Regions from separate parts of the Homo sapiens genome. Here all the other regions are linked to region 2. Evidence: read pairs that join two places in POLR2A ChIA-PET (ENCODE). Cell type or tissue: MCF 10A. All regions are shown on one strand.

Region 1 (8,000 bases), 68 kb before region 2:
ATGAGGGTAGGTGACGCCCTGTGGCAAGACCTACTAGAGATGCTAATGATGGGAAGAAGGAGAGAAATAAAAATTGCTTCATTAGCCACCTTCTGTATTCCCAAGACTATGCCATGTATGTTCATATATGTTATTTGATATAATTTAGTACTCACAATAATCTTGCATTATAATGATGTCTAGTTTATGTAACTTCTCTGAACCTCGGTAAATTCATCACATATGTAGAAAATAATATCTACATTTCAAAGGGCTCAGAATTAAGTGAGACAAAGCTTGTAAGTGTTTCTATCATGATTTTTACCACAGAATAGGCACTTGGTATATGTCAGCTCCACTCACCTATTTTATTAAAGTGGAAGCTAAGGTTTGCCCAAGTCTGCACAGCTATTAAGGTGCAGGGCTAGAAGGATGTAGAAAAACAGGAACCCTCATAATTGCTGGTGCAGCCACTTTGGAAAACAGTTTGGTGGTTTAAGGTTCAACATAAATTTGCCAAATGATACAGTCATTTCACTCCTACATATACACCCAAAGAAAATAAAAATGTATGTCCACTTAGAGACTTGCATATGAATGCCCTTAGCAGCATTATACATAATCATCCAAAACTAGAAACAGCCTAAATGCCCATCAACTGGTGAATGGACAAAGTGCTGTAAATTCAGCAATAAAAAGGAATAAACTATGAATAAATGCCATAACATGAATGAACCTCAAAAACATTATTACTGATGAAAGAAGCCAGATATATGATTACATTTATAAATAATACCCAGAAAAGGTAACTCTATAGAAACAAAAAGTAGATTAGTCACTGCCAGGGGCCAGGGACAGCAACATGGATTAACTATAAATGGTCGTGAGGGATTTTACTGGGGGGATAAAAATGACCTAAAACTGATTTATGGTGATGGCTGTATAGCTTAGTAGCAAATTTACTTAAAGAACCATTGAATTTTATACTTAAAAAGGATGAATTCTAGAATGTGTAAAATATGCCTGAATAAAGTAATAAAGAAAAAAAAGAACCAGGGTCAGGCTTTGAACTACCACCCAAGACCTTTAGCCTTAGGTCCTGTTTTGCCCATATCCTGTTACCAGCTAAACAGCTTCCAGCTTCCAACACTGCAAAAACCATAAATTACAAGAAATGTTGAAGTTGTTCATTCAGAAAAACAGTCCATCTTTTAATTTACTTTCTACTTATAAACTCTAAAATACTTCCAGATAACCCAAGCCCTTAAAAGGACGGGGGCCACTTTAAAACTGTACTTTATTACTGACTTAATTCTTTTAATATCTACTTTCATAATTATGTATTTCTATTTTGCTTACAGACCACTTTTATTATACTGTCTCCATCTGTTCCACTTAGTACTTAGCTGCTTCTAAGGCTACGGGTGCTAATTATCTCTTTAACACCTCTCTCCTACTGACTCCCATCTTTGAGGGTCCCCAAGTTCCTGCCAGCTGAAAGGATCACTCCAACATCAAGGGCTCCAAGTAGAGAACATGAAAACCCTGTAGTACATACATTTCCATTAGCACTCCTTTCTTGAGTACCTATGAAGTACTTTCAAAGGGAGAGTGTGTAAGTTCACTGCCTGAAGTTCTCCAACTACACCTGACTGATTCATACACTTTGCTACATCTTAAAAGGACATGTCTTTTCTCTTCCAAACATTTTGACACTCTCCAACAAAACAAGTCAAGCATAGTTAAGTAAATCTTACCCAAAATCATCGAAAGTTTCATCAAAAATAATACTCCTCTTTGCTCAGTCACCCCAACCCACCCCAGATTTGGTGGCTTCCTCTCATTCATTTCCGTTCACCTGTGCCCTTCCAAGATGAGGTGAAAAGGTTAGGAAGGATATGGCCAGGTTGGGCGCAGTGGCTTACACCTGTAATCCCACCACTCTGGCAGGCCGAGGTGGGTGGATCACATGGTCAGGAGTTTGAGATCAGCCTGGCCAATGTAATGAAACAGTGTCTCTACTAAAAATACAAAAATTAGCTAGGCGTGGCGGCAGGCACCTGTACTCCCAGCTACTGGGGAGGCTGAGGCGGGAGAATCACTTGAACCCGGGAGGCAGAGGTTGCAGTGAACCAAAACCACGCCATTGCACGCCAGCCTGGGTGACAGAGTGAGACTCTGTCTCCAAAAAAGAAAAAAAAAAAGGAAGGATATAGCCAGACACCATGTGCCTCCTGCTGTGATACATTAGAGAATACACCACCCTACCTATCAATATTCTGGCCTAGAAAAAACTGAACCTGGATGTAAACACGTCTCTTGACCTACCAGCTTTGAGTGTCCCCAAGTTCCTGCCGGCTATTACTACCAGCTTACAGTAATAGACGGAAGAGGGAGAAACACGTTACACAACACCATGAGGATATCATCAGCAAATCCGCAAGTACAAATAACACATACACTAACTGCGAGCTAAAAACAAGGGAGGAGTCTACTTTGATTAAGAGAGATTTAAGAGCTATTTCAATCAAATGCAATGTGTGGGCATGATTTGGATCCCAATCCAAACAAACCAATTGCAGCAAATGGGTAAGACAAGCTTGGAAATGTGAATGCTGGATATTTGCTATATTAAGGAATTGTTCATTTGTTTTAGGTTTGATAATAGTATTGTAGTCAAGTTTTTAAAAAGAGTTCTTACATTTGAATGACAAATGCTAAAGCTTTATATGGATGATGTCTGAGGATTGCTTCAGGATAATGTGGTGAGGGGAGGAGTGAAGAATATAGCTAAAACAAGATCAACTATGTGTTGATAATTGTTAAGGAAGTGTGATATGTAAATGAGAGTTCATTTCACTAGTCTTTCCACTTTTGTGCATGCTTAATTTTCATAATTGTTTTAATACAATTTTTAAAAATCCATAAACAATATCCAGCAAAAGTCTCTCCAGTGAACCTGAGATAGTGTTGCTGTAATAGACCCCCTTAATAATAATTCATGATTTTAAAGATATTAAAACTGGGCAAAGGGGAGGAGCACACAGGTAGATTCAACATCATTAGAATTTACATCTGTCGTGTGTATTCTTGGGATGTACCAAATGTTACATAATTTTTTTTTTAACATAGGGATACGGAGAGAAGGCAAGATTTTTTTTTAACAAAGTAGTATGTTTTAAGAAAAAATTTGACACTGTAGTATTTAATTCATGATTTTTTTTGTGTGAGAATGTTAGCTAAAACCTCCCCTCAACTAGTATTAATTACACTAATACCCACACATGGGAAAGCAAGCGGGAAAAGCAGTTAAAATAGGTCCATAGTTTACCTCAGGCCAGCCTTGTCAATGCTCAGTGTTGCTATTCATTCTCTCCTTCACAGTCTCCCTTATTCACGTCCCCCTAACCCTCAACCTTTGGGAGTATCTGAAGGCCAACTGCAGTAGGACAGCTGACCCTGTAGATACCTTACTGTTCTCTCTGTCCCGCAGCCTCAGCCAATGAATTTAAGATGTGTTCCATGTCATCTGTGGTCCTTCAGTGTTCACCTAAAACAAACTGTCCATCCTTATCCATATAATTGTTGACATATAGCTATGTTTCACATATCTAAATAATCTTTTGTATCTTTCAAACTACGGGAAAATAATGACTTATAGCAATGCTTTTGTGAATCTAATAGACTTTAAATCAAGTCTTAACGTTCTGCAGATATTAGAATTGGTCTGTAACACGGCATGAGAGTTGTTCCTCAGTGTATATGTACCATACTTTGATAGATGGGAACATTAGGCATTTAATGATCTGAGAATCCACAGAAGTAGTGTCTCTCCACTATGGTGGGGTCTTTGAAAATGATCTTTTGTGGTTCCATGGGCCGTGTGTCCATGTTAGGCCACCACACCTGGTAAATGTGAGCAAGAGAATTGCGGACAGGTCTTGCTTGGCCATTTGACGGCACTGGTTTTGTCATAAGGCAGCACCGTAGGTACCTAAGAAGTGCGTTGACCTGTGATATTTTCAGATACACAGTTTATTGTCAGTGGATACAGCAATATTCACAAATAAAGGAATTACAACAGGTTGTCGCATAGCTGGACATAGCTTCCCACGCAACAGCTGAGGGTTGTTGGAGCCTGCAGAGGGAGCCCTTGTATTAGGAGATAATGAACAGACGTGCGAGCAAATTCTAGAGTCGCCATTGGTAACAACATCTATCACTTTCCTAAGATGACAGTCTTAGCCTTACCCCTAACCCCTGCACCCACTCTCTCAAAAGAAGAATAACGGACTGTTTAGATGGCATACCACTTCCTCTTGGCCCGCCAAAGGGATTCTAGATGGGAGATACTACTTTCATTTTCACAGGAAACGGCCAAATTCAGGACTGTCTGCAGTATTTGTGCATATGAACTTAACAAATGATTCAGTGAAGACCACCTAGACCATAACCTTGCAGAGTGGATAATTTTAACTCCTTTAAAAATACACATCATCTTATGATGGTTCTAAAACTCACACATTGAAGCTTTCCCTTTTTAAATGAAAGAAGAAAGAGGAGAGCAAACACATTCATTCATTTTCTCATTAGTAAATCTTCACTTTGGTTAATATTAAAACTATTATAATAAATAATAAATAAAAATAATACTTATTAAGTTTATTATGCAGCAGGAAGTTTTCATTCATTATCTTACCTGATCTTATCAACATCAACTTATTCCATTTTACAGATAAGGAAACTGAGCTACAGCAGGATACATGACTTGCCAAAAACCAGGCAGTCTGAAGCAATTCAAACCCAGGTATGACTCCAGAACCCATCTCCCATTTTGATGTGGACTGGGACTAGATGCAAGACGCTAACTTTTCCATAGACTTTCTTCCAGCTGTCATTTAATGCAAAGACCTCGGCTGTTTGGCTGTGAAACTGTAAAAGTCCTTTCCCTACATCGCCAGTCACACCCTCTCAAGGAGAAGAACATCCTGGATTATAAGATTCATCCTGTATTACACAGGTCCCACACGACCTGCACAAGAATCCAGCCCTCTAAGTCTTCCCGTCCCATTTTCCCTCCGTTGCTAATCCTTGGTTTTGCGGTTTACTCCAATGTGTTAATTGACTTCATTCCAGATCTCCTACCTATACCAGTTCTTAATCTCTCTTCTTATCCATCCTACAATGTGTGTGATTTGGCAGCGTGATGCATAAAATGGCTACTACCACTAATTATATTTGAATTTGTTAGGATTCATAAAGATGTTTTACATACATTAGTCTATTAATTTATCATAATAAACCTGTGAAGTAGGCATTATTATCCCAAATCACAGATAAGAATGCTAAGCCTCAGGGAGACTAAACGACTTGCTGAGGTCACACAGCTAATAAGTGGCAAGGTTTCAAGGTGGAGCAGTGACAAGGAAACAACCCATTATACCTTATGAGTTTTCTAAAAATATCAATATAATATTTGAGGAAATAATCAGCCCATTAGATTATTTTCCTCCCCCTTACTCCCCCACACACTAATGAGGCTTTAATCATACTCTCTCCCTTTGTGCCAGCTAAGTTGCTGCCACTCTTTGAGAAGAAGGTGGAAGCAAGATATACTTGTTCCAAAAGTGATTTCATGCTTTTTCTACTTTGGGGACAATAAAAGCAAATTAAATTCACTGTGAAAGAATCAGCCTCTTAAGGATGTTCCAAGGAATGGTACTCTAAAGATTCTGCTAAATGATGAAACTGAGGAATGACTGGGTTTTAAAATAAGGTAGAAGTCAAAGTGATGATAGCAGCTGCCTTATGTTTCTTTCTTTCTGGTTTTTAAATAAAATTAAGATATAACTACTCCAACTACCACAAACATAGGCAGAACTCTGGAATGAATTACATAATTCCACCTATGTCATGTGTTAGGACCTCTAGAATACCTCACTCGTGGTAGCCAGAATGTCAATGGAAGTTTTAGAGGCTTTTTTCTAAGTATATGCACATATTGGCAATGTGTATTGATTATTGAATGACCGTTGTCATATGACTCAGTCATTTCTCAATGACACCCTTTAATATGAATAGGAAGATAGTACCAACTGTCAGCATGATCATCATGGGGATGAGAAAATAATTATACAAATGCTAGAAAACAAACTTCTCAAATTGCTACATTTCCTCTCAAGTATTTTCTCACCTTTAAATTTCAAATTATTTAAAGTATTTTCAATTACTTGAATCAATTTATCTCCTAAAACTTTAATATTCACCCCAAAACAGCTGTATCTCATAGTCCCTGACAATTTTAAAACTTCTTATTTTTTCCTTTTCTCAAAATCATCTCATCAAAGATGAGCAAATGATGGCCTTTTGCCAAGAACTTCACTGGAGAGCAAGAGTCTTTCTTATTTAGCTTGGTTAGAAACCTTGAAAACATAAATATTGATACTGCCCCTTACGACAGTGAGAAGAGCAGGCTGTCTTGTACTAAAACTGAATATAATTTTCCACTGGGAGAAAGTTCCTCCAAGTCTGCATGATCAAAAATAACAATATGTTTATGGTGATGTGGGCAATGAATGTTAAGGGGATTTACCATGTGTCTCCAGGGCTGAAGGAAAAGTACGTACATACTCATAAGAAGAGAAATACAAAGCTAGGAAAACAGCAAGGAGAGATGAAAGCAATATTCAAAGTCATGAGGTGGACTACTAGAGTGCAGCTCAGATTTTAGAGATCAGGCATATAACTGCATTGGGGAGTAACCTTGAATAGTCACCTTTTCCTGGTCTTGGATATGACCCTTTCTGAAACCTCTGGGTCAAACTGCCTAGGGTCTAAACTTTGTATGGCTCTGGCTTTAATTAGTTCTGTTTTGGGCTGATTGTCCAGGCTGAAGCAATTTTGCAGTCATATTATAGGGAGGTGGCTTTCTTCAAGTCCACTTTGGAATTACATGCCCTTAACTTCATTAAGTCTGTATCCTAGGCCAGCCCTCCTTGTTGGGCACTGTTCAAAAATGGAGTTCCTTGTCCAGTCTATGTCTGCCAATGGAATTCACACATTCCTAATGCATCTCTGTGTGAATCGGTCCTCTGTTCCACCAATGCCTGTTGGTGGAGTGTACATATGTGAGCCATTGCAGAGAACAGAGGGGCAATTCAGATGCTGGGAACATTTTTAGAATAATGATACTCAGTGGAATTCCACATAGACTTGCATTTTATGGCTATGGGTCACTTTTGTCAAATAAAGCATGTATTTACAATACTCAAACATTTAAAGTTACTGAAAAATATTTAACTCTTTTGGGTTTGGGGTTTATGCTTCTCTTTAATGTTTATATAATTTAAGTTTTGACAATAGAAAAGCTAGGCTGAAAGGGGAAACAATCCAACTGCACACACAAAAGAGTGCCTAGATAGAAGACGGACAGCATAGGAGATTGAGCATCTGTGGATCAGGGTAAGTCATGCTTTCTGCTCTGATTTATTCATCCATTTAGTTTTTCATTCATTCATCCATATCCATAGCCCCTCTCATATACAAAACAAATGTAGTATCAAAAATGTTTCTATTGTAAAGAGACAAGTTGCTCAACCTTCTGGTTCTTCATTTCTTCATCTATAAAACAGGGGGACTGTTAAAAATGTCATAATATTCTGGAAATATTTAGGTAATACATAATCATGACAATGATAATAGTAATTATACCTGTAATAACAACAACAATCCAACAAGTCTTTTCTGCCAACAGACTTATGCCAACAACTTGATGGTTAAGAGGTCCTAACCCCAAATCCAGGTTAGATCTCCTCTGTGCAAAGATTAGGCTAAGTTCAACCACTCCAAGGCTTTGGAGCGGGTCATAGCTTTTTCTGTGATGATCCAGCTCCCTGAGAGGGCCTGAAAAAAGCTAAGAGACGGGCACGGTAGGCTGTACCTGCCCTTAGTGAACTCAGGAGAGCCACGTCTTATATTCCTTTTCTATGAGGCCAGAAATAAACTCTTATATCAGAGACATC
Region 2 (8,000 bases):
TAGAAAATTTTAACACATGAGAACTCTTTTCTTCTTGTTCAAGTTGATTCATCTTGTAAGAAGTTACAGTAAAAGAGAGTTGGTGTAAACATCATATATATTTACACATATACATATATACATAGTTCTATTTCAAGTGTTGTGAAAAATAGCACGTGGATCTGGTTCTCGCATATTTATTTTCATTTGTTGCTCGTAAAGATGCAAGGTGGTTGGGAGGCTGAGGTGGGTGAATCACCTCAGCTCAGGAGTTCGAGATGAGCCTGGCCAACATGGCAAAACACCGTCTCTACTAAAAATACAAAAAACATTAGCTGGGCCTGGTGACGTGCACTTGTAGTCCCAGCTAATTAGAGGCTGAGGCAGGAGAATCACTTGCACCCAGGAGGTGGTGGTTGCAGTGAGCCGAGATCATGCCACTGCATTCCAGCCTGGGTGACAGTGAGATTCCGTCTCAAAAAAATAAATAAATAAAATAGATACAAGGTGGATTAATCTGACCATTTATCCTAAACAGAAAGAACAAGTAAAAACTATATTTGTCCTTTTCATTCCATCTAGAATTTTTGCTACTTACTGGCTGTCCAGGCTCACCAACTCCAATGGGTCCTGGAGCTCCCGGTCTTCCTTCTTGGCCTCTTTCTCCCTAAGAGAAAGAAATAATAGAATGAAAGCTTGAGATTTTAAATAAAGAATAAACATAGCGCAAAGTTCTCTCAAGATTTCAACAAGGATAAATAGCGAAATAGACAAAATGTTGGTTTTCATAAAGGTAAAAAATTCTAGAGGAAGAGAAATAGCTCGAATTTAAGTGAACAAATTACCCTAAAATGTTTATTATCTCTTCTTGTCCAAATGTAATTCAGTATTTTCAGTTTTCACAAAATATTGTGTAAGAATTGGCAGGACAGACTGTGTGGCAATGCAGGTTGGTTACAGAGCTGACTAAGCTGACAATGTGTGTGCTGTGCCCTGCCCTCTTGCCACCATCCAGGAATGTCACCCCTTCCTTGTCCCCACTCTATCCTATTCATCTCTCCTTTAAGCTCTTTTCAGACTTCATCTCCTCCAGAAAACTTCTCCATAACTCTGCCAGCATAAACTCCACCTTTCCTGGAGTCTCAATGTGCTCATTGTTGAAATGCTATACATGGGGATATTCAATTACATTCAAAGTACACTGTTTTGTACTGCTTGCTATTTTAATCCTGCATCAAAGTCTTATTGTCACAACCACTTGGAAAAGCCATTCAAAATAGGCACTTCTGCTTTATTAATATGTCCTGCATAATGTACAGCCTCACAGGATGGACGTTCCTTCCTTCCCTTTCTAGTTCTCTACAAATCTCTCTGCCAACATTGACCTATTCATTGCCATGGCCCTTCTGGTTTCTGCCCCTTTATGCTTATTCAATGTGAACCATGATTGTTGATGTGTTAAGTTGTTTCACTTCCCAATAACATATTTGCATGTGAATGTTTAAAGTCCATGAAAACAACAGAACTACATGTACCTTGGCAAAAGGGTGGGTATTTGGAGACAAGTAAGTTTTTCATTCCAACAAAATTAAAAAATACGTTAATTATTCTTGTGGTAACTGCCCCTGACAAGCACATTTCTGTGTCCAAGCACATAAAATGAAGTAACTTCAGGAAGCCTCCTTGTGTCTATTGGATTTAGGCCAAATGGAGTTCAAATCATGGCTCCCCCAGGCCCTACAATAAATTCAACAGTCATCAGTGGGCAAAAAGACAAGTATCTTTACCTTAATACCTTGCTGTCCAATTCCAGGAGCTCCTGGAGAACCATAAGGACCAGGAGGACCTGGCTCACCCTGGAGGAAGAAATAGTGACATCAGTTATATGTTAGGTCGACTCAATAGTATTGACTAAGCAGCTTTTAGATGTATGGTTTTGCAATAGGGGCTTTCAGAGCAACAACAAACCTGTACATCGTGCCTGCCCTCAATTGTTTACAACTCATTTGGAAAGAAAACACAGACCCAAGATCAAATTATCCACTAGGCACAGTAGTCACAATATCTGGGTCCACAACACTTTCAGGAGCCTGCAAATATGTTCCAATTGTAATTTTTTGATTCAAAATAAAAATAAACATAATGACTATATAACAATGAATACAGCTTGCATTCATAAATATAATTTTTTAATGTGTTTATGGAGGAAGGGGCCCACAAAGTCAAGTGTTTTCAGGATCCATAAAAGGCATAACGCAGCCATCACTCATTCATTCACAAATCTTTAAGTGCTCTGGAAGACATATTTTGTTTCCTCCCCTGCGGCTGTCCTTTCTCAGCTTTCCTTCCCTGCTGATAAACCCCCAATTGAGTCAGTCAGTGGGCAGCTGTTCTTTGCCCTCAGAGGTGTAGGATGAATGATCATTGGCCTAATGCAAGATGGGAATCTCCTTTCCCTTTGTCACTGATTCATCTCAGTTGGTCACATGGCTCAATTCTGACAAACGAGATGTGAAGGACCTTACTGGATGCAAAGGAGAAAACTGCCTCTGTCTCTTCTTTCCTACATAGAGATGTGATAACTGTCTTGTAACTATGAGGCAGCAATCTCTAGGACAAAAGCCAGCTGCTGAAGAGGCCTGGCTCCTGGATACCCTCAATGAGCAACTGATCCAGTCCTGGACTACCTGCCTTCAAATATTCTGTTTACTCAACAGCAAGAGTTCTCATGATTTAAGCCACTATTATTCAAGATTTCTGTTACTCAAAGCCAGAGCATTTTGAAATAATAATAGCCTATGATGTGGCAAGCCCATAATAGAATTCAGGCATTTTAGAACTAGATGTGACCATTGCACTCAAACCCCTACATTTCACAGGTGAGAAACCCAAGTCCCAGAGAGATTACCTGGCCAGCCCAAACTCACACCTGAATACCACTCACACAGTTACAGCTCTTTAGGTCTCTCCGGCTTTAAGCCCTGTGGCATGATGATAGGGGAAGGGGAGTGGCTATTGACCCCAATTACCCATTTCATAATATTATTTTTTTCTGTTTATCAAAATAATATGTCTCATTGTAGAAAATTGTCATATATTAAAAAGCATGCATGCAAAGAAAATTTTAAATTACCTATCTGTAACTATTAATACTATAAAATTTCGGTGTATTTCCTTCCAGTTTTTTACATTCACACGTGTACCTTTAATTTATGCTAAGGAAGATTGCTGAACACTCTTTATGTTTCAGCTAATGAATATTTGCTATTAAAAATTTCATTCAACCCAAAGGTTTCTCTCTTCATGCTTTCACTAACCAACAGTAAAATGAAACAGGAAAGTGAAACAAGCCTTCTCTGAGATGAAGGGAGATAAAGGAGTTTTCAGAAATATTAAAGTCTCAATTTACCCCAGAAGCTTGTGATTTTGGAAGGGACACCTAATGACCAGAGCAATGTTCTGTGGATATAGTAAAGACATTGCTTTACTATAAGAAGTCTGTAACCGATGTGGTGGCTCATGCCTGTAATCCCAGCACTTTGGGAGGCCGAGGCAGGTGAATCACTTGAGGTCAGGAGTTCAAGACCAGCCTGGCCAACATGGTGAAACACTGTCTACTAAAAATACTAAAAAAAAAAAAAAAAATTAGCTGGGCCTGGTGGCATGTGCCTATAGTCCCAGCTACTCGGGAGGCTGAGGCAGGAGAATTGCTTGAACCTGGGAGGTAGAGGTTGCAGTGAGCCAAGGTCACGCCACCACACTCCAGCTTTGGCAACAGAGTGAGACTCCGTCTGTTAAAAAAAAAAAAAAAAAAAAAAAAAGGTCTGTTGACTTTGACCAATTGCGAAAGAGAACCAGAAGGGCTAAGAAGGGTCAGAGTCAAACCAGCTCCCCAGAAGATATGCCCAGGCTCAGGGTGATTTAAAACAAAGGAATCCTGCCTCAAAATGAGTCATCCACATTTATGATCCTTTGATATTTAAGTGGATTGAATTCAAAAGTACTTACTGTGCATGCTGTTGAGTACAAGTCAGTCTGGCAAATATTTTTTCCCTTAAACTCCTAAGGTTGTACTTGTTTTTCTATATTGATTAAGTTTTCTGAGCAGCCAGTTGACTGACATTCTCATTTTACATGTTTTTAGCCATGGAATTTATATATATATGTTACATAATATATGTAACATTATATATACCTGTTATATAATATATATACATATATAACAGGTATATATAATGTTATATAATATATATAACATTAATATATAATATATATATATATACCATTAAAAATACAATAATAATATCTACCCACTGCTGAATTTGTCTGGCTAAAAAAAATACAATAATAACAATACAAGGCCCTAAATTCACTTATTCTATTCATTTTTTATCCCTTCTATATGTAGCATTGGTTCTGTAATGGGTCAGAAGGCATCTAAATTATATATTTGGTAGAGAATTTGAGGATTTTTTGAGTAGTGGAAGTTCTGCCCTACTTGGTACTTATCTGATGTTTGATCAGAAACAAACCAAGAGCCCAGGTTGGTGACAAGAAATTGGTTTGGTCATTACCTTGAAATGTATGGATCAGGAGAATCAAGAGTAGAAGCAGCTCTCTTACCTTGAGCCCATGAAATCCCTTTAGCCTTAGTCAAGTACCAAGAGCAGCTGAGCAATATCTTAATATTGCTTTACAAGGCAGTTGCAGGGATCTGAAGATTACAGAGGGATTGCTCTCCTTTACCTGAACACAGCCCCTTAGCAATGTAGCTTCACATTTCACTTGCTTAAATTTATTTCTCGGGAGCCTGGTATCTCAAGGTAGGATCCACAAAACAGTATTGGCCTATAGCTCATGTTTATTCCCTTCCCATTTCCCCTTTTTCTTTCCTACAGAGATTCCTGAGGTAGTAAAGAAAGTGGTCCTGACTCTAAAATATGCTGTCTGGGTAAAAACAAAACAGGGAGGGAAGAGTCAGCACTCTAGTCAGAATAGCCCTGGTAAGACGGCAGGCATGATTCCTTTCCTGTTAATATTCCTACCCCAGCCCTTAGCAACACACACACACACACACAAAGACAGAGAGATGGCATGCCCAAAAAATTGCATGCCCACAGTAATTATTTCTCTACTTTACTTTCATTTGCCATCAGAGCCATTTACCAACAGGCAAGTATAACAAAGAGGTCTGGGTTAAAATCAGTAGCCCCAGAAAGAATATGTTTCTCATTACCTCCATGTGAGTGTGAATGTGTGTGAATGTGAGTGTGAGCGTGTGTGGAGGCAGCAAAAAGTTTAGGTAAACCACCTTTGTCCTTTTCAGAAATTAAGAACACCCATACTATGGGCTTCAAGAGGACAGGAAGCCAATGTTTAATAAAACCTGCTATTTATCAGCACTGCCCAGACATGTTACATACATTATCTCATTTAATCTTCTAACAATCATAGGAAATAGATTTTGGGGTTTGGGTTTTTTTTTCGAACTCCTTTCCTCAAATGATTGTTCTGTCTTGGCCTCCCAAAATGCTGGGATTACAGGTGTAAGCCACCACACCTAGCCCTTCATGCATGGAGTCACAGGGAAAAAACCATGGCTTTGAATCATTTGGTCTTGTAGAACCTTGGTTCTATCATTTACTAACAATTTTAGCTTTTGCAAGATCTCCATATGCAAAATGAGGATAATTATATCTGCCTTGTAGCATTGTTGAGAGGATTCAAGATATTGTCTGCAAAACATCTAAGTCATAACCAGTCACACAACACCTGTTTAATATGTATAGATTTAATTGTTATTCACCAGACCTTTTTTGAGCACCAAACTAATAATAGGTAAATAACAATTTATGTCTATAATTGAATATCAGGTTACCTAATCACAGACATAAATCAGATTGCACCTGCACTTTGCAGAAGCTTACAATCTGGCTGGAGAGACAAATCAATATAAAATAAAATACAAGCATGTGAATTAGCATAATAAAGATATTAACAGAATACATAAGACTCTGAGGCAGAAATGTTTAATTCTACCTTAAGGAATTGGGAAAGTTTCATATAGTAGAGGAGATGTTTGATCCAAACAAAGAAGTAGGAATCATAGCTAATCTGATGGAAAAGAAAAGAAACAAAAGTTACAGAAGAAGAAAGAGCATGAGGCTTAAAATGGTGTTAAATATTCTAGAGACGGTCAGCAGCCCGTGAGCCCAACAGGCCGGAAACAAGGTGACACTAGGGCCACTGTCTGGAGCAGCATGGTCCAATGCAAGTAGACAGCGAGCCACATTTGTAATTTTAAATTCTCTACTAGCCACATTAAGAAATAAAAAAACAGGTAAATTATAATTAATAAATTTTACTTAATAAATACAAAATATTATCATTTTGACATGTAATCAACACTTTTTAAAGTATTAATTATTTTTTTACCATCTTTTAATGCTAAGTCTTTGAAATCTGATGTGTATCTTATACTTACAGCACATCTCAATTTGGACCAGCCACATTTCAAATGCCCAGTAGACACATGTGGCTACCTTATTGGGCACTGCGGTTTAGAGTGATTAATGAGGTTGAAGGCTCAGGTCAGTACCATGAACAGTACCAACATTTAAGTCAGGTGGGAGTGGAAGAATACAAAGATGTCTTGTGGGGAGTTGGGGAAAAAGAGAATTTCAAAAAGAGACTCATCATTTCCAAAGATAAATTGTCATCTTTCACTCCCCAATATAGTCATCTTCCAGCCCTTCCCACCTCAGGGAAGGGCACCAGAATCCCTCCTGTGTCAAATGGGAACCTAGGGGTCATTCATGACACCTCCCACTCCCTCTGCCACCATATGCAACGCATCCCAACACCTATCAGTATGCCTCCTAAATATCTCTCAAATCCATCCACTTCAGTCCTCTACCACGCGTCTCCAGTCTACAGCAAACTGATAATACCTCTTGTTCAGAGTACAACAAAGCCCTTAGTACTCTACTTGCACCCACTCTAGCATGCTCCAATTTATTCCCTCCATTGCTGCAGAGCAATTTTTTAATTTTAATTTTAATCTGAGTAAAACCTTCTGAGGCCTTTCCCAAAGACAGAGCTCCTTACAAGGCCCTGCCTCTCCAATCCATCTGTCATCAGTCACCTCTTTACTCCCCACCCCAGCAACATTGGCTTTTGTTGAATTCCTTGTACTTGCCTTGCTCCTCCTGCCACAGGATCTTTGCACAGTCTATTCTGTCTGTCTGGGATGCTCTTACCTTTCTCTTTCATAGTGATTCTTACCCTTCAGATCTTATTTTAAGCAGCATGGCTTCAAGAAGGGTTTTTCTGATAAGATGAAATCACTATTTTAGTATTGATAGCACTGTTTTCCTTTTTTTTCTGAGCATTCATTACAAGTTGCAACTTTGCATTTAATGTTCTCCATCTCCTCCCCACTAGACTGTGGGGATGATGCATATGATTTTGTTCAGCTTTGCATTCTCAGTGTTTAGCTCATTACTATAATTCACTCAATCATCCATGCACCAGACATTTACTGAGCATTGACTAGGGAGCAGGGGCTCTGCTAGCTGTGGGAGGTGAACAAAACTGGAAAGCTGTTCTGGGCTGAGGAGCTGTGGGTCTAGAAATGCTCCTCTGCAGTTCCCTGTGGTTCACTTAGGTTTTCAACTAGGAGCAACTGTATATAAATTACATAATGATATCAAGTACCTATTACACAATTTCTCCTACCAATTCACCCAGACACAATTAATCTTTTTTTTTAGCTGAAAGAGTAATGAAACCACAATGAAGAGGAAAATTCAGCTGAGAAAACCGACTAACACTCCGTATCCCTGGCACTGATTCTAACCAAAAGCAAATCCTTCATTTCTCTAAGACAATACATAACAAATGGTTATCCAAGACTGAATTATTTGTGGACAGAACTTTACACTTTTTTTGATAATACAATTATGAACAATTTTATCATATTTTCTTAACATTACAAAGATGTTTTAGCAACTTTTAAAAAT
Region 3 (8,000 bases), 62 kb after region 2:
TTTAATAAAGTGGCTTGCTCATCCTGATTACAGTTGAATGTTACCATTCTGTCGAGTAGAAGTCCACAGGATGCATCATAAAACAACTTTATTATTCCCCCACCACTCTTCCTATTGGGGAAGTGGGGCAGGATTTTCCTTGCAACATGGATGAAATCACAGGTAGTGGTCATGAATCTTCGGGTTGGTCTTTGATAAAAAAAATTGCTTCTTTCAAATTTAGTTATAAAAACTCTCTCGTTCCAATAATTTAAATGTTTATCACAGGTAGTAGCCAATATTCTGAGCTTGAAGTTTCTTCTCTGGAATACTGCAGTAGGAAAGCGGACATAGTCAACTTTTCCATTTCCCCACTTTGTGCCTCTCTGCCTTCCCCAAACTCATGAATTGCAGTTTCAGGCCCTTCCAGGTAGAAGACAGGAAAGATCTGCTTAGCTGGTCACTGCCACGCTTTGATTTTGGAAGGTATTCAGGTGATCTCTTTCTCACTGCAGAGCTCTTATGCATTCTTTGGAGACTCTGCTTCACCAGGGATTTCTCATCTGAAGTTCTCTTAATGCTGGCCTTAATGCAAGATCTCTTCTCCAGCAGGTATCAAATACAATCTTTACCTCACACCATCTTGTTCCCAACAGAATACCTCCAACATCTCTCTGCTATGGTCACCTCAGTCCTGGCAGATAGTTCTACAGATTTCTTTAAGCTGACTCTCTTGCCCTTGTAGTCTACATCCCATCCTCAGGGCAAGACTCATATCCTCTATCCTGACAAACTGAGAGTGAAGGTTGTTCCCCACAGGTGCACCTCTCACCTCTTGGCCATTAGAACCAGCCAGCCCCAGTACCTGAGTTTTAAGGCATGGGTCCCAAAGCAGCCCACCCTGTTCCCTACCTACCTCCCTCTTCCAAGATGCACGGATCAAGCTCTCTGTGTGGAACAGCACCTGCCCTTCACCCCCAGATATCTCATAGGGGATTAGGAGTGAGACTCACAGAAAATGAATTTCTCCGAAGAAATCACTTCCAGACTCTTCTGTTCTTTTATATCTCAGAAAGGATTGGGTTTTCAGGTTGCAAAATCTTTTCCAGCTCTGCATAGGTAGGTAGCATCTCACTGAGGAATGGAGTATTTACCACCTATTGTTCTGTTCCAGTCTAGTAGAGCTTTAGCAAAAACTACAGGCAACAAATTCTATTTTTAACATCCTGTTACACAAACAAATATGCTGAGTATGCACACAAATAAATGGTGAAAGAGGCACAAAGAAGTGAAAACAATCGTGCATGGTAGGAATATTTGAATTGTATTACATGTCCTTTAATATTGTTTTAACAGTAATATTTTTACATTTTCAATTGGAATGAAAGCATGTATGTGTTTGAATAATTTTTCATCGTGCACTCATTTTTTTGATTCCACAACTAATGAGAGAAACAGTGATGATTGTAAAATGTATCCCACCCTTAAGGAATTCACAGTAGAATTCCTTGTAGTTCCTGTAGAACTACAATAATATAATGTAATATAATAGGTAATAGTATTATAATACTCTGTGTGTGTGTGTGTGTGTGTGTGTGTGTGTGTAAAGAGATGGGGACTAAGGCAGGTACAGCAAAGTGCTAAGGAGTCCAGATGGGGATAGATGCTACTTCTACTTCTAGCTGCAGGAGACTTCAAGGAGGGGCTGGAGGGATGTATCTTGAGGGATGGATAGCATTTGATTTTTCTAAGTCTTGGAGAAGAGCATTCTGGGGGCCTGGGGGGAAGGAACAAAAGCACGTTATAAGGAAAGTGCTATGGAAAAGTAATTGGGAACAATTCAGTGGGACAGCTCTAGTATGAATTAAGAAATCAAGTGGGAAAAAATATGTTGGGCCACAGTAGGTAGGGACAACCTCATGTTGATAACCCTTTAAAAAAATTCCAGATGTTTTTATCCATGTTACATGGAGAGAAATATTCACCATTACATGTAATTTACTAATCTTTAAATAATTATCATATACTTACCTCATTTATACAACACATTTAACATCTATTAATTTAGTAAATGAGATTTCTCTTAAGCACTGTTGCAAACTGAATCCCTCTTCTCAAGTTTAAAGTAGGAGACTCTTGGAAATATTTTTCAAAGAGAGGACAAAATATGCCAATAGAACAATGATTATAAAACTGAATAGTATAAAAGTCATTAAAAGGCTAAAACTTTGGAAGTAAATTTGTGTCCACATCATGCCTGTCCTGATTCTAATTCTGGTTCTCTTTATGCTTCTGGGTTTTTTCCCTCTTTCATTGCTTCCTTGGGTTATGATTATACTTAGCCAAGAAAGTCAGGCTTAGCTTCTCAAATGAGCTGCTAATGTTCCAGGATTTAGAGCATGTGAGTCAACTCTGTTATCCATCTGAAGGTTTTCCAGTTACACATTGTAAGGTACAATGTGTACCTTACAGATGTAAGGTACATCTGAAATAGTCCAAATTACTGACTCAGGCCAATCACATATGCTTTGATTTTTCTGTGACCTAATCTTTTTCTCAAAATGACCCTGGTCCTCAATGCGTTGTCTTCATAGTCTAATAAACATCTACCTCCCAGTTCTTGTTCTGAAAATCTTTTTCTTATTTTACTACCAACAGAAAACTGTTTATATAACTGCTTTGGGTCTAATTATAAAGTTAATCTGATTCATTGAAAATACAACTTTTTTTCTCATCTCTCAACCATTATGACTTGCAACACGGACATTTAAGTCAAGTCTGAGGAGTCTGGATGTTGGTCTATAGGGAATGTTAACCAATGAAAGGCTCTAAGTAAAGGGTCGCTTCAGGTATGCTTCAGAGTAATCAATCTGGCCTCACAGAGGAAAAGGATTAGAGTAAATGAGCAGGAACCAGGGAGCCAGAGGCCAACTGGGGAGACTACCGTCTGGCTGAGGAGTAATTAAGACCTAAAGCAGGGCAATAGCTGTGGGAGCAGAGACATTGGCAGAATGTAGCCACATCATCTGTTTCAAAATCCCAAATGTGATTTACTCAAGTCTTGTTCAATGAGGGGTAGAGATCAGGCAGTAAAATGACTGTGGTTTTACTGGTACTAACGATGCCAATTTGAGAACAATTTTGATAGCTGCTACTTTAGTGACTCAGTGCCCGTTAGAAGAAACGCGCCAAATTACTAACAAAAAAAGCAATGAGCAAGGCAGGAAATGTTTGGATTGCCCATGTTGCAGTTGTCATGCTAAAACTGCTCCAGTTAATAAGGCATCTGATATGCTGCTTGAATCTTATTTGTACCTTAACTTTGTGGATATAGGATTATGATGTGTCTATTATGGAATTTAGCATCCTGATCCCTCCAATTATACTCTTAAAATAACATTCATTTTTTTCTTATTAAAAACATTTTTATATTGTAACGCATATAACAATTACATTCAAATTTAGAAAACACAGAAAAGTATAATGAAGAAAATAATGATCACTTTTAAACCTACCACACAGAGAAATCTGTTAAAACTTACCCTTTTAAAATAAGGCTAGGATCAGTATAATTATTTCATCCAGTAATATTTCATTCCTGTAACAGTAAACCGTAGTGCTTTCTCAATCTTTAAATAATTTCCTAAAACGGGTCAACAAGCTAATCCAGCCTGCCACCTGTTTCTGTAAATAAAGTTTTGTTGGCACAGAGCCATGGCTATTTGTTTATGTACTATCTATGGCTGCCTTTGCACTACAAGAGCAAAATCGAATAGTTGTGACAAAGGCAGCACAGCCTGAGGAGCTGGAAATATTTACTATCTGGCTCTTTACAAACAGTTTGCTAACTCCTGCTTTAAAAGATTATTTTAATGACAGCATATAATTAGATCAAAAGGCAGTTCCCTTGGAGAGTGCACGAGCCAGTGGTTAGAAGCACAATGCTGGCGCCAGATTGTCTGGGTTTGTATCCTAGCGCAACCATTTAAGAAATGTATGAGCTTGCCTACCTTATTTCACCTCTCTGTGCCTCAGTTTTCTCATCTGCAAAATAGGAAAAATAAAAGTGTTATCCTCATAAAGTTGTGATGAAGATGTTGTGAGCCCTGTGATGCGCCTCCAGATTTTCCTTTGGTCATTAGTGACTTCTTCCTTCAGCTGTGGGAAGTGCTGCCAGTAGACAGCCCTCAGCTGTCAGCTTTCTTTGGGGACTGCCTTACCCGAGGAAATTGCCTCACTCAAAATCATGCCTCCTCCAAGGGACAGTTCACATTCAATGACACATCCACATAAATGGAATAGTATAAAGGCCTGTGTCCCAGCCCCCAACTCAGGACAACTCTGAAGGACCAGTCCAACTCCAGAGTTACCCATGGGCTGGCAGAGGCCTTTTTTGGCATTGCATAGCTGCTCAATCTCCCCCTCTGCCTAATCTCCCTTCTTCCTCCTCCCATCCTTAGGTGCTGATCCCAACAATACTCCCTAATGAATATGCTACATCCTAGTCTCCATTTTAGAATCTGGTTCCCAGGAAACCTAACCTGAGATAGTATGTTAAATGAGTCTATATTTAAAATCTCTGACACATAGTAGATGCTATATATTTATATAATTTTTTCTTAAATAAACAAATAATCCAGTGGGAAAGAGTGAAATGGAAATACAAGTTCAAGGAGAAAAAAATAGAACAATGTAAAATTTCCTACAATTGAAGAATAACTTAATCATAAAGTTTTTGTTAAAAAAATTAATTATATAGATCAAGCAGTGGTTATTGGTTGAGACAATCCACATTGACAACTTTGAAATATTCCAGTGTTAATATTTATTTATTTTTAAAAATCTTTTTTAAAAAGGTGTACTTTTCTTTTAAATAGTATGTGTATCTATTTGTGGGATACATGAAATCTTTTGATACAGGCATGCAACATGAAATAATCCAATGCTAATCTTTAAATACAGGGGACAAACATCAATCAGATTCTCATAACATGTTCAGAGTCTACATAAACTGAATTCTGGACCTAGTTCAATACACAAGGGAAAGAGAATGACAGTGTAATTACCAATAATTAAACCAAAGGCATAATTTTCCAAATCACTTTTAGTAAGTGAATAAATTCTGACATTTTAAAAGTCTAAAGCTACATAAAATTCAAAGCAATCAAACTATTTTTCTACCTGAAATTTTTTTTGAATTTCTGGAGGGAGGGCAAGATGGCTGACTGGACACAGCCAGGTGGAACAGCTGCCACCAAGGAACCAAGATGACTGGGGCATGTCTAACAGATCTTCAGAGGGAAGTCACCTAGAGTGGATGGAGGGAAGACACAGAACCTGGGCTGAAGGGGGAAGAAGCTGGGAACCCTGCATGAGGCTACCACACACTGAGACTCGTTCCTGGCCCCAGTGACACCAGGGGAACAGGTGAATTGAACTGGCAAGGAGCAACCCGTTCTTGCCATGGGCCTCTGGAATCCCAGCAGGAGGAGACCCCCTTGACCAGCACAGACACTTGAGTTAGCAGGAAAGGCTGCTTAGAGAAGTGGTAGCGGCAGCACATCAGCTGAGGCAGAGCCTAGACGGTTTGGTGCAGGAGCATCTTTAGTGGAGCACAGCCAGGGAAGCCCATCTCCCTAGACTCAACTTGCTCCCATAAGAGACTTTAGCCCTAGGGAAACTGTAAGATCTGAACTCTGCAAGGTGATCTTGCCCTTCAAATGGGGCCAGTTCAACCTGAGCACCTCTTGGTCTGCTGGCCTCTCCCAGGGCCCCAGCCTCCCCACACCTGGTTGCAGAGCAGCCTCAGGTGCCCTGGGGGCCCACTTCACAGCTCCTGTACTGGCAGATCATGCCTGGCTGGCAGACAGCTCCAGAGGGGTGGCCCCCATGGCCATGCACCAGCCTGCCTGCTCCCTTTCTACACTGCAGTTTCTCCCAGGCTCACAGCAAGCCCCCACATTGCTTTCCCAGAGCACATGTGCATGCGCAGGTTTTGCCTTCCTTACCCACCAGTGCAGTGTGTGCAAGCTCCCTGCCCTGCTACTGCTGCAGTGAGAATGCACTCCACCCCACCTCCCCACCACCACCACCACCATTGCAGTTGGAGCCTTGGCAGGCATAGAGCCAGCCAGCCAGCCCTACTCCCACCAGTGCCCTGCCCTTGTGCCAACACTGCCCTGGGAGTGAAACTAGGCAGAGAAAACAGTGGATCCTCCCCTGCCCTGAGGGACCACCCTAGCCTGCAGCACACAGAGAATACACACAGACCTGTGCCCACCAGCACCCCACCCCCATGCTAACACCACCACCAGCCTGACTGCACAGTTGCCAGCAGCGACCCCCCGACCCCCACCCAGCGGTGCTGCCTCTGCCGCTGTGATGAATGCCCACATGGAGGCAGGCATCCCAGCACCTGTACCCTGCTGCAGCAAACAAGCATATACCTCACTATGCTTCCACTGCCACTGCTGCTGTCATGTGTGAACGAGGATGGATCCCAGTGTTACTGCACTACAAAATGCTTTGGCTAACACCACCCATTAGTGTAGTGAACAGCAATCCGAACCACCTCAGCTCCCCACCCCAACCCCCCATACAGTGGATTCCTAACCTCAAGGATCCAGACAACAAGATCAGGGCCCGATACAAGTCCCCCAGAGAGAGAACACACAGTCCAAGAGTTGAGAGCTTCAGCATTGGCCCCTTAAAATCTTCCAAAAACAAAGCCAGTTGACTGAATCCATCTTATACCACAACCAAACCCTCAAGGTCATCATACTAGATGAAAGAAAGAAAAAAACACCCAAAGGTCAGCAACCTCACAGATTGAAGAAACATCAACCCACAGAGATGAGAAAGAACCAACCCAAGAACTCTGACAACTCAAAAAACCACAGTGCCTTCTTTCCTCCAAATGACCACACCACCTCTCCAGCAAGGGTTCTGAACAAGGCTGAGATGGCTGAAATGACAGAAACAGAATTCAGAATATGGATAGGAACGAATACTAGCCTTGAATGTAAATGGCCTCAGTTCCCCAATTAAAAGGCAAAGTGGCAAGTTGGGTAAAGAAACATGATCTATTGGTATGCTGTCTTCAAGAGACCCATCTCACATGCAATGATACCCATAGGCTCAAAATTAAGAAATGGAGAAAAATCTACCAAGCAAATGGAAAACAGAAAAAAATCAGGGGTTGCAATCTCAATTTCAGACAAAACAGACTTTAAACTAACAAGGATCAAAAAAGATAAAGAAGGGGATTACATAATGGTAAAGGGTTCAATTCAACAAGAAGACCTAACTATGCTAAATATATATGCACCCAATATACAAGCACCCAGATTCATAAAGCAAGTCCATAGAGACCTTCAAAGAGATTTATACTCCCACACAATAATAATGGGAGACTTCAACATCCCACTGACTGTATTAGACAGAGCATTGAGGCAGAAAATTAACAGATATTCAGGACCTGAACTCACCAATAGATCAAATGGACCTGATGGACATCTACAGACCTCTGCATCCAAAAGCAACAGAATATATATTCTTCTCATCACCACATGGTGCATACTCTAAAATTGACCACATAATTGGACACAAAACTCTCCTCAGCAAATGCAAAAGAACTGAAATCATAACAACCACTCTCTTGGACCACAGTGCAATCAAATTAGAAATAAAGACTAAGATATTTGCTCAAAACCATACAGTTACATGGAAATTGAATAACCTACTCCTGAATGACTTTTGGGTAAATAATAAAATTAAGGCAGAAATCAAGAAGTTCTTTGAAACTAGTGAGAAGAAAGATACAATGTACCAGAATCTCTGGGACACAGCTAAGGCAGTGTTAAGAGGAAAATTTATAGCACTAAATGCCTGCATAAAAAAGTTAGAAAGATCTCAATTTAATAGCCTAACATCTACAACTAAAAGAACTAGAGAACCAAGACCAAACTGACCCCAAAGCTAACAGAAGACAAGAAATAACCAAAATCAAAGATGAACTAAAG

The links. Peaks named below come from ENCODE experiments on the same cell type or tissue, not always from the same donor. Only the 100,000 strongest peaks of a DNase experiment are listed, where the experiment ranks them.
Region 1: POLR2A ChIA-PET joins it to region 2 with 11 read pairs; 8 of 35 experiments call an interaction of 5 or more read pairs at or near these places.
Region 3: POLR2A ChIA-PET joins it to region 2 with 20 read pairs; 5 of 35 experiments call an interaction of 5 or more read pairs at or near these places.

The regions. Positions count from the first base shown.
Region 1 is chr7:7,420,465-7,428,464 of GRCh38, forward strand. The region is part of intron 25 of COL28A1 (collagen type XXVIII alpha 1 chain); the gene reads right to left. Among named protein-coding and RNA genes, the nearest start is that of COL28A1, 110 kb to the right of the region's middle. In MCF 10A, a CTCF peak has its summit at 4,133 (motif pointing right); a DNase peak (open chromatin) is centred at 4,127.
Region 2 is chr7:7,488,812-7,496,811 of GRCh38, forward strand. It overlaps COL28A1 (collagen type XXVIII alpha 1 chain), which reads right to left. Exons shown (of 35, transcript NM_001037763.3): 12 at 1,767-1,835; 13 at 578-646. Among named protein-coding and RNA genes, the nearest start is that of COL28A1, 43 kb to the right of the region's middle. In MCF 10A, no CTCF peak of the experiment used is centred here; DNase peaks (open chromatin) are centred at 940 and 3,870.
Region 3 is chr7:7,551,167-7,559,166 of GRCh38, forward strand. MIOS-DT (MIOS divergent transcript) reads right to left here. Exons shown (of 5, transcript NR_110084.1): 3 at 3,990-4,023; 4 at 993-1,756; 5 at 1-310. Among named protein-coding and RNA genes, the nearest start is that of MIOS-DT, 11 kb to the right of the region's middle. RefSeq lists enhancers at 5,642-6,143, 6,144-6,643. In MCF 10A, no CTCF peak of the experiment used is centred here; a DNase peak (open chromatin) is centred at 3,105.